Linked DNA regions of Homo sapiens: region 1 is linked to region 2. A link is a loop called in an ENCODE intact Hi-C map of the cell type or tissue named here. Cell type or tissue: GM12878. All regions are shown on one strand. Links, peaks and the distances in the headings refer to the core of each region. The heading gives the core; the rest is flanking DNA. Region 1 overlaps FHIT (fragile histidine triad diadenosine triphosphatase). Region 2 overlaps LOC105377114 (a long non-coding RNA gene).

The links. Peaks named below come from ENCODE experiments on the same cell type or tissue, not always from the same donor. Only the 100,000 strongest peaks of a DNase experiment are listed, where the experiment ranks them.
Region 1: a loop joins it to region 2, with 2.8 times the contacts of the local background. A loop is called at or near these places in 9 of 110 quality-filtered maps.

The regions. Positions count from the first base shown.
Region 1 is chr3:60,584,029-60,593,274 of GRCh38, forward strand. All of the region lies in intron 4 of FHIT (fragile histidine triad diadenosine triphosphatase), which reads right to left. Among named protein-coding and RNA genes, the nearest start is that of MIR548BB, 29 kb to the right of the region's middle. In GM12878, for the core only: no CTCF peak of the experiment used is centred there; a DNase peak (open chromatin) is centred at 2,066.
Region 2 is chr3:61,367,520-61,377,704 of GRCh38, forward strand. The region is part of intron 3 of LOC105377114 (a long non-coding RNA gene); the gene reads right to left. Among named protein-coding and RNA genes, the nearest start is that of FHIT, 120 kb to the left of the region's middle. In GM12878, for the core only: a CTCF peak has its summit at 3,814 (motif pointing left); no DNase peak of the experiment used is centred there.

The DNA.
Region 1 (9,246 bases), core at 578-3,077, 790 kb before region 2:
CCTCCAAGCTCCTCACAGCTGCAGATACAGGTATAGGTACAGTTCCTTAGAGAAAATAGCTCCACAGAATGACCAGGACCTAAGAAAGCTCTTAGCAGGGGTGTGCTAGAGCCATCTCCTATCAGCTCATAGAAGAACTCATTATATTTTTCAGCATTTTGTGAGCCAGTTGACATGAGTTGATAACCTGAAATTGGCCATGGTGGGAGCATCAGCACCACAGAAATTCAGAAATGTGTATTCACAAGTGTTACAAATTAGGCTTTTTTTCCCCTCTGAGAGCAATTGTTAAACATTGGCCAGCATACCTCTATCCATTACCCCTTTCCAACAGACAAACTCCTCTTAGATCTGTTTTACACATACACACATACAACCCTTGTGAGCTGCGGTGGCGGTGGCAGTAACTGTGGGTTCAGGGAAAGGAAAGAATTTCCCCAAGTAATAAACAAATGTATTTAGGATTAATCACCATTTTAGATCATCCTTGAGTTACTACTCCCTTTGGAATCCCAAATGCATTCCCCTTTTATATTAAATATGGTCAACTGGAGACTAAGGAGTTCAATCATTTTTGCATAGGATCAGAAATTTATCAGAATCTTTTATCTTCAATTATCTTCTGTAATTTTATGTGTTCATCTAACATGGACAAAAGGAAAGAAGTTACAAAGTCCTGCACTGCATTGTACAACTGTGATCCAAGAGGTGCCATTTTCACTTCTGCATCATGCTAATTATCCATGAGCCTATTCCCTTTTTTATTTTTGCTACTACTGAATGAAGATCCTTACAATGTAATATCTAGCAATGTTCTAATGTTCCTGAACTATATATTATTTGTTTTTAAGCAAGAGGCTCTCTGATTATTTCTGGTTCCTGGTCTCACTCCACTAAACTACATGAGCCCATAAACCTAATCTAAACAAATCATTTTGAATTTATTTTTTCTGCATTTGCTGCCTTCATCTTAGTTTTGCATCACTTCAGGCATCAACAAAACTATTTTAATACAATCCTTTCCCTCTACTTCTGCAAGATTAGAAAATAAAAGAGAACATTTATAGCTACTAGGTGAGCTGGAATATCTAAAAAGGGATTATATCCCTCCCTATTTGTCAATAAATATGACAATAGTTCATGTGAGAGTAAGCTGAAGCTGAGTGGCCTATAACTAATTCTGAAAATTTCTAAGCTTTAGAAAAGGATATCCAGGACTTGAATGCTCCTGAAACGATACAACACATTCATGCGTAATCAGAGATACGTAGATTCAAATAAATCTACCTCTACAATCTTCAGAAAGCAATTTTTGGAGTCAGACACAGGTGCATTTTGTTAGAGTTTACTGAAACTCTTTACATTGTAAAGCTGTAGTGGTAGTCACCCTTAAGTTATTCATAGACAATTTCAATTATTTATTCATAGACTCACATGATGTTATTTTTCATTCAGATCCAAAGCTTGTTACACATTCTGCAACAAAATATTTAATGAAATTCCAAGACTTAAAAAATCTTGCAGTGAAAGCAAGAAAGACCTATCAATACTGAGTCAACAGAGTGGACCTACCAATTCAACCAGGCTTGGTACCCAAAGGCACAACTCAACATAAAGTTAACATTTCACTATGTAAATTCTAACTCCAGTTTCTTTTTGAAACACACCTTCCGGTCATCTATTTTTCCTTCTTGATCTGTTCATAAGTCATAGGACAGAATCAATTACCTAGGACCCTTTCATTGTCAATGAAAATATATTTCCCAAAGTGGGTTCTGTGAAACACTATTATAGGCATTATTACAGTTGTTTTACTATTTTTTTTAATTCCAGATTTGGATAAATTTGGGAGATGTGGGTTTTCACTCCTTGGGGACTTCTCAGAGCCCTTAGTATATTAATGTACATCAGAACTCTCCAAGTAGGGCATTAGAACATACAGTATTATCCATACATTTTAAAACAAAAGAATTTTCTTCTCATGGAGAATCTCATTGGACTAGTATCCCACGAAGCACACTTTCAAGAATGCTGGTTTATAAGACACAGCTGAGATTTGCATATAGGCACCAAAAGTGGAACCACAGAGAAAGGGGGAAATCATCTGAGATCCCTCTCACATGAGCACACTGGCTGCAGTAAAATGAGCAATAGAAACTGCTGAGTTCTTTTACATCTATTTCCAGATCCTGTCAAAATGAATAAATAAAGGTAAGCAGGGTAGGAGGACAGCAATCCTGTGAAATAACCTCCCCCCAGTCTATTTGATAGTTTCCATGACTTGATCATTGACTCATCAAAATAGACAGATGTGCTCTTATCCAGCAAAGTTTAAAGTTAGAGATAAAAACAACAACAAAAACCTGAGCTTCACCTTCAGCAAAGAAGTGTCAGCTGGAGACTTTAGAAATTCAAAGAGGTAAAAACAGAACTATCATTCAACCCAGAAATCCCCTTACTGGATATAAACCCAGAGAAATATAAATCATTCTACCATAAAGACACATGCACAAGTATGTTCACTGCAGCACTATTCACAAAAGCAAAGACATGGAATCAACCTAAATGCCCAGCAATGATAGACTGAATAAAGAAAATGTTGTATATATACACCATGGAATACTATGCAGCCATAAAAAAAGAACAAGATCACGTCTTTTGCAGAAATGTGGATAGAGCTGGAGGCCATTATACTTAGAAAACCAAAGCAAGAACAGAAAACCAAATACTGCATGAGCTTACTCATAACTAGGTGCTAAATGATGAAAACTCATGGATACAAAGAGGCGAACAATAGACAATGGGACCTGCTTGAGGGCAGAGGGTTGGAGGAGAAAGAGGAGCAAAAAAAATAACTATTAGGTACTATGCCTAGTACCTGGGTGATGAAATAAACTGTACAATAAACCCACATGACATGAGTTTACCTATGTAACAAACCTGCACCTGTACCCCTGAACCTAAAATAAAAATTTTAAAAAATTCAAACATCCTGCCTAGGATTACAAATTTATTAAAAAATTATTTCCTTCCATCTAAGCTCTCTATCAGAAAAGTAATCATGGAACCAACCCAAATGCCCATCAATAACAGACTAGATAAAGAAAAAGTAGTATATATACACCACGGAATACTATGCAGCCAAAAAAGGAATGAGATAATGTCATTTGCAGGGACGTGGATGAAGCTGGAAACCATCATCTTCAGCAAACTAACACAGGAACAGAAAACCAGACACGACATGTTCTCACTCATAAGTGGGAGCTGAACAATGAGAACACATGAACACTGGGAGGGGAACATCACACACTGGGGCCAGTTGGCGGGTGGGGAGCAAGGGAAGAGAGAGCATTAGGACAAATAGCTAATATATGCAGGGCTTAAAACCTAGATGATGGGTTGGTAGGTTCAGTAAACCACCATGGCACACATATGTAACATGTAACAAACCTGCTTGTTCTTTACTTGTATGCTGGAACTTAAAATAAAATTTAAAAAAAACTCAAAAAGAGAAAAAAGTAATCACCTGATATTCACCGGGATAAAGAAAGGAATTTAGAGAAATGTCTTTTGTCCCTACAGTTGAGGCGTAAAACCTGACAGTGAGGATGAAGGCCCTTAGAAGCCACGCAGTTCCACTAACAAGCCCATGTAGTTATTTCTACCTCCATTACCTGCTGCTTTATTAATATAATTAACCACTATTTATTGAGCTTCTGCTAATGCCAGGCACTATGCTAGGCTGTATGCCTATATTTTTATTTTATCCTCTGACCATGGTAACATCGGTTGTCTTATTATCCTGATTTCACAGACTTGGCACAGAGAAGTTCCGTCTCATGTCAAAGATCACACAGCCTGGCTGGGGTAGAATCTGTATCAGGAGGCAAGTCTGCCTGACTCCAAAGATCATGCAATGCCCCTTCTCCTTTTTTTTTTCCCTTCCACCACTCTTCTGTCATGCCTTTTCCCTAGCTATTACCATTTAAAAGCAGTTGTGATTAAAAACAAAGGTCAGCTGTCCATAACTTAACTCAAATGTTCTTTCTTCCTTGCTCTTAGAGACAAATTACCATCTTCCATCATTCACGTGGACCAAGAAGGATTTAGGCTGAGATGATTATGCATAATAATCTGGGTCTCATTACAAGCTGAGCACTTGGAAGGGCCATTCTCTCAGCCCTTAAGGCAGCTGAACTTGATCATATTTTCATTTTCTTTTCTCCCTATATCCACTAAAGATCAACTGACACAGAACAAATGAAGTTACTAACAATTTACTGATTTCTTTAAAATATATATCTTCAATAAAGGAAGAACAAACAGTCAAATGACTGAAATCTAAGTACGGAATGTGAAAAATGCCACTCTCTAAAATTCTCAAAGGAAGAGAAGAAAATAAAGAGGGGAAGGAGAAAGAGAGGGGAAGGAGAAAGGGAGAAAAAGAATCGAAGGAGGGAGAGAGGAATGGAAGGAGGGAAGGAAGGGTATAGAGATCATCTGCATTAGAATCTTCTCAGGCTGGGGGTCCCTGAGCCCACTCCAGACCAACTGATTCAGAACCTCTGGGGTGGGATCCAAGACTGCATTTGCACACACTCCTCTCGTGACTATAATTTTTTTAATTCATTTATTTTTGAGACAGGGTCTTGCTCTGTTGCCTAGGCTGGAGTGCGGTAGCATGATCATGGCTCACTACAGCCTCAACCTCTCAAGCTCAAGTGATCCTCTTGGCCTCAGCTTCCCAAAGTGTTGGGATTACAGGTGTGAGCCATCATGCCTGTCCTGGTGATTGTAATTTACACCAGATTCACCTTACCCTAAGAAGTGACTTGTATATGTGTTGCTTATGGAAGTCAGAAGTTTCCCAAGTTTAAGAATTCAGCATTTAGCTCCAGGAAAAATTGGTCATAAATATGATGATGACACATATGTGAGACAATGACTGCATGAGTCCAGGAAAGAATAAAGACATTCTCCTGAGAAAGACTCCTCGTTGGAGCCTATGGGTTCTACCGGGCAGGTGACTCACCCGTTGGAGTCACAGGTGACTCAGCAACAGGGTTATGTAACAAGACCACCTTCCTTGGTGCTAATTTTAGATTTAAATAGAGAAACTATTTGAATGTCAAATTAACCTTTTTATATAGAGAGAGAAAAAGTATAACCCAATGTAAGCACAAGGTAATAAGCACAGGGCAACACATTCAAACAGATGCAAAGCACGTGGAGTGAAAAGTGAGTTTTCCTTCCAGGCCCAACCACTTCTTTCTGGCACTTCAGAAACACACTTTGTAGAACCAATCACTTGTATTTGTGTGAACTCCTCCCTGTTAATACAAAGGGAGGAAGCCCATTATACACACAGTTCTCTCCTTCACTTTTCCCAGAATAACATATCCTGGAGGCCATTCTCCACAGTACATACACATTTACATCGTTCTTTTGAACATCATCACAGTCCATGTATTTGACCAGTTCACTTTAATAAACATTTAGACTTTTTCTAATCCTTTGCTAATAGAAATGATGCTATAAGGAACACTCTTCTTCATATGGCTTTGTCCACGTCGGGGGATATATTTTTAAGATAACTCTGTGGAAGCAAAATGGCAAGGGCAAAGGATACAGGCACTTTTGAGATATTGCCAAATTTTCCCTCCCAGGAAGTTGTAGCAATTTAAACTTCTATTAATAGTATATGATACTACTTGTTTCCCCCACACCTTCACCAAAGCAGTATATTTTTGATTGTGATTTAATTTGCCACTTCGACTTCTTACTGGAGAAAGTGCTGACCAGCAAACATGAATGTAACTTGGCAGCTATATTTCTCCTGGAGAATGAATACATTGGCATTCTAATTTATCATCTTCTTATGCATTAGGTAAGTATGAATCTGTGGCCTTGACCCTCTTCAACTCTGGGTAAATTTACAAACTTTAGTTTCTGGGCCTGCTAACACAGGTGAACAGTGATGCCTCCAAGAGAGGACACATCTACAAGACTGCTGGAAGGAGTCCTCTTTTAATTTTACTCTTCCAAGTTTTAAAAATAAATTGCAAAATAATTTTTCTCTAATAAGTTAACGATTTAAAATTGTAATTCAATTAGAAATTTTTTTAAATATTATGAACCAAATTTTTCTTGCTCAAGTCTGCAAGAAGGGAGGAACTCTGTGGAACGCTTCAGATCAGACCACCTTGGCGGACATCAAAGATCTAATTCAAATGACATCTACTCACAGACTCAGTGGTCTGCTTCATGGATTCAAAAGTTAATCAAAATTCATACTACAAATGCTGTTACTAATCGCCACAGCAGCAAACTAGAACCCCTCCTTGCCCACCACTTTTACACTCCACCCCCAGAGAATAACAGACAACATGCTGTTTCTTCCAGTAATTCTTAGGATGTTATTGATGTATTGTTTATTTTTCATAGAGTCCATGCACTTAGGAGGAAACAGGGCATAATATATATGCACTTTCAGAAAACTGTTTTAATGTTATAAATAATATCCAAAACCATTAATGAGTTTTAGAGGTGGCTGCCTTGCAGCGGGGAATTACTTAAGCACTGGAAAGCCAATCAACAAATATTTATTTTGCAACTTCTGTGTGCATGCCTAAAAAATCTTATTCCATTAGTAAAATAAGTCCATCTAGAAAAATACATTAATTCAACGCATATTTACTCCACACTCACATGTTGCACCACAGCTCCAAGTGTGAATGAGGCAGAGACCCTGCACTCGAGTTAGGAAGACACAGCCAACTGAACTGATGACTTAAACGCAAAGGGACAGAGCACAGGCTATGGCAGGATTACAGAAAAAGGGCTCCTCATCAAGCCTTGAGGGAATCAGGGAAGGCTTCCAGGAGGAAGCAAACTGATATGATTTCCAAGAAGGATTCATCCAGGGGGGAAAAATGGACAGAATTAGGGAAATACTATTGCTTAATCATAGAAGTTCACCTAAACCCCATGAAAGTCAGCAATAGTACCGTTTCTACCTGAAATACAGTCAGCCCAGGATTAGAATATGTTCAGCTCTCATGTCATAAAATCCCTAAAGAACTTTCTGAAAAGCTAAGCCCACTGATAAGAATAAAGGAAAAGCATAGCACCCCACAAACTAAAACATATTTTCCATTACAAATACATTTTCACCAACTCTGAAAAACCAAGTGGACATTTAACAGATCCTAGAAGACTTTGCTCCCTAATTGCCTCCCAATAACCCTCACTCTCATTAAACTACAGCATGACCCTCTAGTTTGGAGGCCCACCTTCTCTTTACTCAAAAATTTCCAAACCTAATGAGAGATAGTCTTAGAGAAAGATGATGGACTTAACAGACTGAGACGTATTTTCCTTCCTTGGTGTTTACATTATTTGACAGCAAGGAGCCCCAGAGCAGGAGCTAGTTCCAAGCAAAGTCCCCAAAGAATATCAACAAGGAAAAACAGCCACTAGGCTGTATAAATCCACTTGCTATAAAATTCCAACACACACATAATAACCAGCATATGAAGCTGAATCCTTATAGGAAAACAATTCAAAATCCAGGTACATTCATCAGGCCCTCCCCATGTCGTGGAAGACTAAAGTTAGTAGCTCTTCCATATGTTACACTATGAAACAAGATGAAAATGGCAGAGAGGAAAATGAAATGAGCCTTCTGAGATTCATTCTTTAGTTTGTTCGTTCAAATACACGGCAGAAGAGGGTGCTTTCCATACAGAAATTATTCCGTTTTGACACACTCTAACTTAGGCTATTTGGAGGAGAATTGTCTGGCTCTACCTTACAGTACACACTTCCCAAAGTCCCACAAATCATGTGGCTTTGGGAGAAGAGAGAGTTCGGGGAGCATTTACCCCGACCATACCAAAATGAATTAACAGGGATTAATTTGGGTTACATGGTCTATGTGCCAGTCAGAACAGCTTCCAGTGTGTTTCAGAATTTAAGGTGGGGAAAAAAGAAACAGAAAATCGGATTTCAAAACTACCCTTTAATGAAAAGCTGTTAAAGTGATTTATCTTAACAAAATAATCATCAAATTAGAAGCTATATGTATTCTTAAGACATTTTGAACTCCACATTGTATCAAAATTAGGTAGAATATATATATTATTATATATATATTATCTCTCTATATATTCTCTATATGTAACCTCTATATATATATATACTATATATATTCCATATATATACTATATATACTCTCTCTCTATATATATATATATATAAAATCATAGATACACCATGATAATTTACTGAGAATACTAAAGGAGATGCGAATAAAAAATATGTATCTAGTCTATTTGTTAGAAATCAGGTATACCTATCTGCAACAGACAAAAATAACAATGGCTTAAGCAGACATGGTCTAATTTGCTCATGTAAGTCTGAGGACCAGCAGACCAGAACTTGTCTGGCCACTGGCACCGTGGTCATCTAAAACCCAGGCTGCTTTCAGATTCTCTTCTACCACCTCTGTGATGGTTCTTATTCTCCTAGCCCAAGATGGCATTCCAGCCATGCCATTCACTGCCTGGGCAGCAGGATGGAGGCAGGGCAGGCTTCCAATCTTTAATGACATGTTCCAGAAGTTGCGCCCATCACTTCTCATTGTCACTTGTCAGAATTTGATTATACAACCCCACCTAGAAACAAGGAAGGTTAGAAATGTAATCCTTCCTCTAGGCAGTTGTGCAGGCTCCCAGAAGAAACAGAGCTGGATTATTCAAGAAAGGTAAGCGTCAGAGGTAGTAGGAAAGTAGCCTGAGTCTGGAGAGAGTGAGTAGAGCCTCCGTGAGATCTTGTCCTCTCTTCTAGCCCCTCATCTAGCAAGATTTACAGTGGGTTCCTGTGCCTGGGATATAGCACTGTCTTGATGGTTATAGCAAAGGTCCCAGTGGCTGTGCCTGGCTTGAAAGAAGTCAACAGCAGCAATAGCAAAGCTTGACCTCAAATTGATGGCACAGACAGGCATAAAGAGAAGCCTGCCCATCGCTGGGTATCCTGAAGACCTTTCTCCAACATCTAGGGGGAAAATGTGGGCTTTCATTCAGTGGGCAGAGCCCACACTTTCATTTTGACTAGAACATACATTCTGAGTATGTAATCTTCTATTGGTTAAACTTAGTTATACTCTCTCACTTTGTACCCTTAACACCACATACAAGACTGCTTTTGATAAGGAATAAGGACAGGAGATCCTTTTTTGTCCTCCAA
Region 2 (10,185 bases), core at 2,854-5,353:
AGGAACACTTTTACACTGTTGGTGGGACTGTAAACTAGTTCAACCATTGTGGAAGACAGTGTGGTGATTCCTCAAGGATCTAGAACTAGAAACACCATGTTCTCCCTCATAGGTGGGAATTGAACAATGAGAACACTTGGACATGGGGTGGGGAACATCACACACCAGGGCCTGTCATGGGGTTGGGGGGATGGGGGAGAGATAGCATTAGGAGATATACCTAATGTAAATGACGAGTTAATGTGTGCAGCACACCAACATAGCACATGTATACATATGTAACAAACATGCACCTTGTGCACGTGTACCCCAGAACTTACAGTATAATATAAATAAATAAACAAACAAAGAAATGATACCATCTAGTTATCTAAGCAACTCAGTCTATCTGGACATCTGCTTAGGGTGACTTGGGACAGCCAACTTGAAAAAAGGCAGCTCTGTTTTCTAGCACAGAGGCTGTAATTTTCTCCTCCCAGGTCACCCCTCCCCATACCGCCACACTTACATGCCCTTGGCCCTGCATCCTCAGGCTCTGGAGACTGGCCCAGTTAGGTTAAAAGCTCCTTCTTCCTTCCTTGCTGTTTACTCAACTTTCTTTCAAGAGTGAAAAGAAAAACTACCTTTGTGTTTGGATATTTACAATACATGGCGTCCTTTAAAAGTTGGATTTTTCTCTTGCCCATGTGTAAGGGCAGAATCCAAAGGAGCTTCTGGGAGGCCCGCTACAGCACACATGGAAGGCAGTGGGGATGTTCCTTGACTCAGTTATTTGCCTTTCCTGCTCAGTTAACATGAAGGACCTGTCAATGTCATTCTGTTTGAAGGCTGAGCATCACAGAGTAGTTTCCTTGACCCCACACTACTCAGCCATGCACATTTAACTTCAATGTACTTTAACTTAAATTCTAAGTCAACCTAAATGGTCTAAGCCAGGAATCAGCAAACATTTTCCTTTTTTTTTTTTTTCCTGAGACGAAGTTTTCCTCTGTCACCCAGGCTAGAGTGGAGTGTCAAGATCTCGACTCACTGCAACCTCTGCCTCCTGGGTTCAAGAAATTCTTCTGCCTCAGCCTCCAGAGTAGCTGGGATTATAGGCGCCCACCACTGTGCCTGGCTAATTTTTTTTTTTTTTTTTTTTTTGTATTTTTGGTAGAGACAGGGTTTCACCATGTTGGCCAGGCTGGTCTTGAACTCCTAACCTCCTGATCCACCCACCTCAGCCTCTCAAAGTGCTGGGATTACAGGCATGGACCACTGTGCCCAGACACATTTTCTTGAAGGAACAGATATTAAGCATCTTAGGTTTGTGGGTCATACATAGATTTACATAGTCTAAAGCTGATTTTAAGCGACAATAAAACTTAAACAGATGTGGCTGTGTTCCAATAAAACTATATTTGTAAAATCAGACAAGGAACACTGCAGGCTATAGTTTGCCATCTCCTGATCTAGGGAAGCTCTGTACTATCATAAAGCCAAGGCTTCTAATGCGACAGGGTAAACAGGTTAAGAAATCATCTCTTCCTAACTTTCACCGTATTCTTTTCTTCTCCTCCTTAGAAAGGAGCCAGGGCTTTATGTACTGGAGTACTGAGCTTCCCTTGCCCAGAGAAAACTTGAAGACTTTGTTTTTAAAAACCTCAAATTAGGCCAGGCATGGTGGCTCAGCCTATAATCCCAGCACTTTGGGAGGCCGAGGCAGGCAGATTACCTGAGGTCAGGAGTTCAAGACCAGCCTGGCCAACGTGGTGAAACCCCGATGTGCACCTGTGGTCCTAGCTACTCAGGAGCATGAGGAGGAAATCCCTTGAAGCCAGAGGCTGGAAGTTGCAATGAGCCAAGATTGTGCCACTGCACTCCAACCTGGGCTACAGAGCGAGATTCCAGCCTGGGTTACAGAGTGAGACTCCATCTCAAACAAAAAAAAATCCCTCAAATAACAGAGCAATATAATAATTATAAGAATAGTTGACCTTTACTGAAGGTTTACTAAGTGCCAGGCATGGTGCAAAGAATGCCTCATGACAATTACATTATTTCTTCCTCACCACAACCTTATGCAGCAGGGATTTATTGTCATTCTCACTTGCCAGGAAACTGAGGCTTAGGGAGCTCCAAGGCATAGAGAGGTCTGGGGAAAATGATGATTTCAACACAGGAAGGCTGATAACAGAGCCTGTGGCCTTAACTGCCACATGTATTAGAATGCTAGAACTGGAAGTGCCAGAGATGGAGGTTCTCAAAAATTGAAGTGATGGAAAATAACCTGAACCCAGAGAAAGCTGAATTACCCCAAAACCAGGGAATGAAAGGGCTCAGTGAAAGTGCAGACGCACGCCCCATTACCTATGATTGACAGGAGCTTTGATGGAGCAAGTATGTGAATCCCTGGGGACTGAGCACTAAGCTTAATGTTAAAAGATGGTATGAAGTCCCAGCAGCCACATCTGGCATGGAAGAGAAGAAAGAGGGGCTTCAGAACCAACCTCCCTGAAATGAACCCAGATTAGAGAGAAAAAAAGAGTCACCACTAATTGAGTTTTCTTTTTATTTATTTATCAATTTAATTAATTAATTATTTATTTTAACTTTTAGTTTAGGTTTGGGGGTACATATGAAGGTTTGTTACATAGGTAAACACTTGTCACAGAGATTTGTCATGGATATTATTTCATCACCCAGGTATCAAGCCCAGTACCCTGATTTTTCTTAATACTCATTAAGTCCCTGGAACCATTTTCCAGCCCTGAGGGGAGGGGGTACCCGAAATAACTCTGATTAGGCATCATGCCAAGTAGACTGGTGAGGTCTGAGTTAGATGTTATTTAATTTGGCAAACTAAAGAAATATGAGTTTCCTTATCATCAAGAATCATAGAACAAATCCATCCTACAAAACTGGGGCTTGAGGGAAGGGATGGTAAAGAGATGCTACCTGTGGTGATGGAGCAAAGAATAGGAAGCTTAAGTTTCTAGCTTGCATGAGTAGAGTTGGTCATTGAAGGAATGGGCTAGTTTTGAAGAATAAGAAGTGGAGTGGTGGGAGGTATAAATCATCTAATTCAAATTAGCAGGGCATGATGGTACATGCCTGTAGTCCCAGCTACTCAGGAGGCTGAGGTGGTGTATCGCTTGAGCCCAGGAGTTTGTAGCTGTAGTAAGCTATGATTGCCCTACTGTACTCCAGCCTGGGTGGCAGAGCAAGATTCTGCCTCTAAAAAATAAATAATAATAATAATCTGATTCAATCTTCATGATCATAGCAAAAAGTTACTCAACACTGTCCTAGGAACGCATACTAAACTTGCCTTCTGTTTCTATGCTAAACAATACTGGGACAAAACAATAAATTACTCAGTTCTTTGCTCCAAAGAATAACTACTCCTGGAAGATTAGACTGTCAACTAATTAAATAGCTTACTTATCAAAACTAACATCAACATTTGGTTCAAAGTTTCACCTTTTTCCCACCAATCAAAAATTAGTATGCCATAACCTCAGCCCAATTCCAATCAGTTTCTGCTTTGCAAGACTAGCCTGAAAAATCACCCTAAACTCTACAGATATCTTTCCCTGACCTCTTCCTTCTGAGACACGACTAGAAGTCTATGAACGTGTTCTCCCTACTGGAATAAGTCTAAAAACTCAGCTTTGCTTGGTCAACAGGCTTTTCTGATGGTCCTTCTGAGGAGTCAGCAGTTGACAATGCAATTGGAACAATTAAAAAATAGTAGGAAATGAATATCATTTAGAGATACTAAGGTAATCACTTGAAAACAGAAATGGTTAAAAGGGTCTCCCTCTGGTGGTGGGGAGGGGACAGAGCAGGGGACAACTGCATTCATGACAAGTCTTTCTGTACAGCTTTTTAAACATGTGTGCATATTACTTTGATAAAAACATATCAAACATTTTAAAAATAGTAGTAATGCAGTGGCTGTTAGGCACTTTTCTCCAACCAAGAGAGCCAGCACTACTCCTTCTGGATTTAACCCTAAAAACAATATAATACGGAGGTAACAAAGAAACATTACAAGTATGTCCATCCCTGTTACACAGACAGAAAAGTCATAGCATAATAAGTATATTTTACAGGCACAGGGATGAGACCAAGGGCATGGAAATATTGCCAGAGTCTGTGCTGTAGGACTTCCTACAGATTATGATTGTTTCAATGAGTTGACCTAAATGAGTTTGGAATTGGGTCCCACTCCATACCCCCACTTCCATCTGCTCAGGCTACACACATTCCCAGCCAACTTCTACTCTGAACTCACCTCCAACAAGAAAGTGTCACGAGGGAAGAAGTCATTTTTCTTATAGGACAGACCATCTTCCTGGGCCTCAATTATTTTTTAATCTTAAATCTTAGAAAGGAAATTACCTTTTCAGATTGGAAACCACTTTCTGCCTAGCTCCAGCTTGAGTTGACCTATGAAGCATTTTGCTATGAGAGTGCTGTGTTCTTAGTATTTGGAAGACCGATGGAACATTGAGGGGAGGTTATGGAAGTAATTTGAGAGGTCTCAGCAGACCAAATGCAAATATACTTCTGTTCAAAAAATAAATATGTATGTGAAGAGCTTCTTTGAAAGAACTTGTTTTGTTTTGTTTTGTTTTGTTTTGTTTTGTTTTGTTTTGTTTTTTTGAGGCAGAGTCTCACTCTGTTGCCGAGGCGGGAGTACAGCAGTGTGATCTCAGCTCACTCAGCCTCGACCTCCCAGGCTCAAGCCATACTCCCACCTCAGCCTCCCAAGTAGCTGGTACTACAGGCGTGTGCCACCAAGCCCAGTTACTTTTTTGTATTTTTAGTAGAGGCGACGTTTCTCCATGTTGCCCAGGCTGGTCTCAAATGCCTGAGCCTTAACTCAAGCAATCTGCCCTCCTTGGCTTCCCAAAGTGCTGAGATAACAGGTGTGTGCCATGGGGTCAGGCCTTGAAAGTATATTTTTATATACATCCATGTGCACACACACACACACACACAAACACGCGCACAAATACACACAAATGCCATCGGCAAAGATCCTTTTTTTCCATTTTAAAAACCATAAAACAAGTTGAGTCTGGATCTCCTTTCCCCCAGACCTTGGAACAAAAAAAAAGCTATTCACTGAGTCAAGCCTGTCACCCCCACACTTCAGAATCCAACACAGAGTTGGCTCAGATACACTTTCGTGACAGCAGTGTGACTTTTTTGAAAACTTCAACCCCTAGTTGAGGTAAGGGATATACTAACAAGTGTTTACTCAATAATCATTTGTTCAATAACATCTGCTGCACATCTCTACCTCCCAGGCACAGTACTAGAAACTGGAGATAGAGGTGGACATGACCAAAGTTCCTGTCCACAAAAAGTTACGGTCTAGTGCTTTTTGAGTAGTAAGTGCATTATAAAAATTTGATGACTAAGTGAATTAGTAAAAAATTATGTCTAAAATATAATATAATCACACCTGAGTGGTAGACCTGTCTTTAAAAATATTTTTCATGTCAATAAAAAGAAACTAAATTGGGAAAATATACTATGATAGGAGATATCTATGAAGATACCTTAGGGAGAAAAGACAGATACAAATCTCTATACACAGTTTTGCTTGTTAATGAGAAATATATACATATATATGTATTTCTTCCATGGAGATATATATATATATATCTCCATGGAAGAAAAAATAAGTCTATAATGAAGCAATCCAAAGTGTTAACTCTAATTTTTGTTAGAATTAGAAAGTATTCGTTTTCATATTTCTACTTTTCTATTTTTTTCAATTCTTCTGTACTAAACACACATTCTATATATAGGAGGAAATTTTATTTTTAGTAGAGAAAAAAATCACTATGGTAATTCCGCACATAGTAATAGAACTAGAATGAAGAGATCTTCAGAAAACATACCAGACTGACAAGCTAACCTCATTTCTATCAACTTTTCCTCGGTATCACAAGACAACTTTATTTTTGGTTCTCAAACCTTATATCTGAGCGGTGTGGGAGTTGCTAATGTACAGAAAAGAAACCAGCAACTCTGGCTCTGGAAGAAAACAGAAGAAACCTTTACAGCAGCACAATCCAGGAAACAATAAGGAACTTGTTTAAGGCAGCATACACCTGGCGCAGCAGATCCCTTAAAATCACACAAGCCTGGAAATGTTGTTAAATGGCCTCTTGTTATTTTTATTTCATAAGTTCCTGAACTCACGAAATTTCTAATAGTACATTTCATATTTAGTTTCTATTAAAGGAAGTTTTCATTCAACATAAATGGTAAGTATCATAGAAGAAACAGACAATAGCAGTTACAATAATAGCTAATGACTTTTATATGCTTACTATGTTCCAGGCACTGTACTATCCATCGCGCATGCAATTATTTCATGTAAAGGGGATTCTGAGCCCCATGAAATAAGTCCCATTCTTATTATACTTAAGGAGGAGGAAACTGAAGAGAGATGATAAGGAACTCACCGAAGATCCTAATGCTCAGTAGAAGAGCTGGCCTCAAACCCAAGTCTGACTGCACTTCACATCCCTAATGACTCAGCTTCTTAATTATTTACTGTTGTTTTTCTGTCCCTGTACCAAGAAATTTTCAAATTTTCAATATTGTTTCTAAAAACTGAGAGGGGAGAAAATGCAAAGTTTAAGCTTTAACAACCTCTATTTACCCCTTTCCCATCTTCCTTTCATTTTTTTAAAGAAAGTAAGGCTTTGGAGAAGGAAACATCCTAATAACTTCATTAAGGCTGAAAGAATCAGCCGTTACATATTATTTGATTGTTTTCACATCGTTTTTTGTCTTCTATCTTTTACTGAAGAAACACATGCCACATCATATTTGGTATTTCAACCAGTCTCAAGGGGTTTGATACAGAGAACAGCGTAGGCAGAATAATGGTCCCTCTGATTAATGTATTGCTTCAACTTAATATTTAGAATGTAGTGGAAACAATCAATAGGCACATACTCTTCTTGGGAGTTACAAATGTTTATTTAAACAAACTCAATGTTTCCTTTGTGTATACTGCACTCAACAGCTTGAAAATGGTTAGAAAACATCTACACTCTTGAAAATCTCAGGTAAAATGCTAGTGAATGGGAGAGGAATTGTGTGCGACAACAACAGCATGTACACACTTAAGGAGCATTATTCTCTTCTATTATTTGATACTTGAGTAAACTTGGTACTTGCTAAGTTGGGTTTGGACAAAATGTCCCACTCCTATTCAAAATCATGACAGCAAAACCGAAGCGGTTTTTCTCAACCTTCAGAGCCCTTAAGAAACATGGAGACTCATAAGCTCCAACTTCAGAAACTCCAGCTGCACTGGGCACCTGGGAATGAATACTTGACAAGCTTCCCCTGCTATTTGGATGCAGGTGGCATAATTCATACTTCAAGAAATACTGCTGTGAATAGGAGTGAATAAAAGCATGGGCTATAGAGTTGGCCATATCTATATTTAAATAATGGACCCTCCACTCACGGACATGGTGTCCTGAGTTGAACAACATAATCTCTCTAAGCCTCAGCTTCTATATCCATGAAATAGGAGGATAACAAGAGTATCTTGCAGAGTTGTGAGAGTGTGTGTGTGTGTGTGTGTGTGTGTGTGTGTGTGTGTGTGTGTGGAGAGAGAGAGAGAGAGGGGGAAAGAGAGAGAATGTTTGAATATATATATAATTACTATTTGAAAAGAGGAATCCTGTAGGCTCTAAAACCCTTGCTGGCTTGCTCTATTTCTCAGTCTTCTCTCAAGGATATTGATTCACCTTTGCATTTTTCTCTTAGTTAATCTTCCATGAGTATTAATTGTAGTTTGCTTTGATCATGAAGTCCCAAAATTTGTAAAAGCCTTATTAGGCATTCAAACAGTTCCTTCTACATTTCAAAATATTAGAACATCAGGAGAGTCTACTGCCTAATTTGGCCTTAGTTTGTACAATAATTGTAACTGGTCTCCTCGGATCTGTTCATGCAGAGCATAAATCCCTAAGAATGGAAGACCAATTAATTAGTTATTAAAGTATAGTGCAGATGTTTTCTAATAAGAGCATTCTATATATCTATTGATTTTTAAAGGATGCACACACACACAAGTGGACACTAAAATCTTTCTATTGCCAGGCGCCGTGGCTCACGCCTGTAATCCCAACAGTTTAGGAGGTCTAGGCAGGGGGATCACTTGAAGTCAGGAGTTCAAAACCAGCCTGGCTAACATGGTGAAACCCCGTCTCTACTAAAAATACAAAAATTAGCCAGGTGTGGTGGTGCACGCCTGTACTCAGGAGTCAGCCTGAGAATCACTTAAACCCACAAGGAGAAGGTTGCAGTGAGCTGAGATCGCATCACTGCACTCCAGCCTGGTCGTGACAAAGCAAGACTCTGTCTCAAAAATATGTAAATAAAATAAAATAAAATAAAATCTTTCTATTATGTTAGAACAATACATTAGTTGGAATTTCAGTTTCTACAACTTATAGAACTTTTACAAAAACATTATGCTATAGGCTGGGTGCAGTGGCTCACGCCTATAATCCCAGCACTTTGGGAGGCCGAGGTGGGTGGATCTCTTGAGCCCAGGAGTTCAAGACCATCATGGACAACATGGCGAAACCCCATCTTTACTAAAAATACAGAAAAAAATAGCCAGGCATGGTGGTGCTGGCCTGTAATCCCAGCTACTCGGAAGGCTGAGACATGAGAATCACTCGAACCCAGGAGGTGGAGGTTGCAGTAAGCCGAGATTGCACCGCTGCACTCCTGCCTGGGTGATAGAGCAAGACTCTGTCCCCCACTCAAAAAATATGCTATAGTTTGTATCAATACTATAAAGCTGAGTGAAAACATGTTTTAATTTGAAATTCAGGTTTCCAGGGCATTTGTGGGTTTGACTTTTTTATTAATATGTAATAGTCATACAGTTAAGCACCTAAATCCTAAGGGCTTAATGAATCTTGGCAAAGTGGGCACACTCCTGTAACCACAAATGATATCAAGATATAGAACACCACCAGCACCACAGAAGGCTCCCTGTTGCCCCTCCTGGTCATTACCTCCTCAACAAGTAACCACTGTTCTGACCTTCATCACTGTTGGTTAATTTTATTTACTTCCAAATAAATTGGATCATGAAGAATGTACTTCTTTTCTTTCTAGATGTTCCCCTCAACATTATGTCTGTAAGATTCATCCATAATTTTGTTTGTACAGTAGTTGCTTTTTAAAAAGTTAATTTATAATATTCTATTGTATGCCAATGTCACAAATTATTTACCCATCTAGGGACATTTGGGTTGTTTCAGTTTGGGGCTATTAAGAGTAAAGTGATACTGAACATTCTTGTCCAGTTTTTTGTTGCTGTTGATTTTTTTTTTTTTTTGAGACAGTCTTGCTCTGTTGCCCAGCCTGGAGTGCAGTGGCACGAACTCAGCTCACTGGAACCTCTGCCTCCTGGGTTCAAGTGATTCTAGTGCCTCAGCCTAGAGGCTGAGTTTACAGGCGTGCACCACCACTGCCTGGCTAATTTTTTGTTTTAGTAGAGACGAGGTTTCACTATGTTGCCCAGGCTGGTCTCGAACTTCAGAGCTCAATCTGCCCACCTCAGCTTCCCAAAGTGCTGGGATTACAGGCATAAGCCACCACACCTGGCTCTTGTCCACATTTTTTAGCACATGTGTACTTAGATCAGGATTTCTGGATGATAGTGTAGGCATTATGTTTAGCTTTAGTTAACACTGCCAAGGAAAATTTTAATACAATGATCTTGTAAATTTACACTCCCACCAGTGGTGTATGAGTTCCAGTCATTCAACATCCTCAACAATCTTGGTATTCTGTCTTTTTCACATAAGCCATGATGGAGGATGTGTGGTCATGATGCATTGAGGCTTTAATTTGCATTTTTTGGCTGGGTGTGGTGGCTCACGCCTGTAATCCCAGCACTTTGGGAGGCAGGGGTGGGTGGATCACCTGAAGTCAGTAGTTCAAGACCAGCCTGGCCAACATGGTGAAACCTTGTCTCTACTAAAATACAAAAATTAGCCAGGTGTGGTGGCATGCACCTGTAATCCCAGCTACTCAGGAGGCTGAGGCAGGAGAATCACTTGAACCCGGGATGGGGAGGTTGCAGTGAGCTGAGATCGTGCCACTGCACTCCAGCCTGGGCAACAGAATGAGACT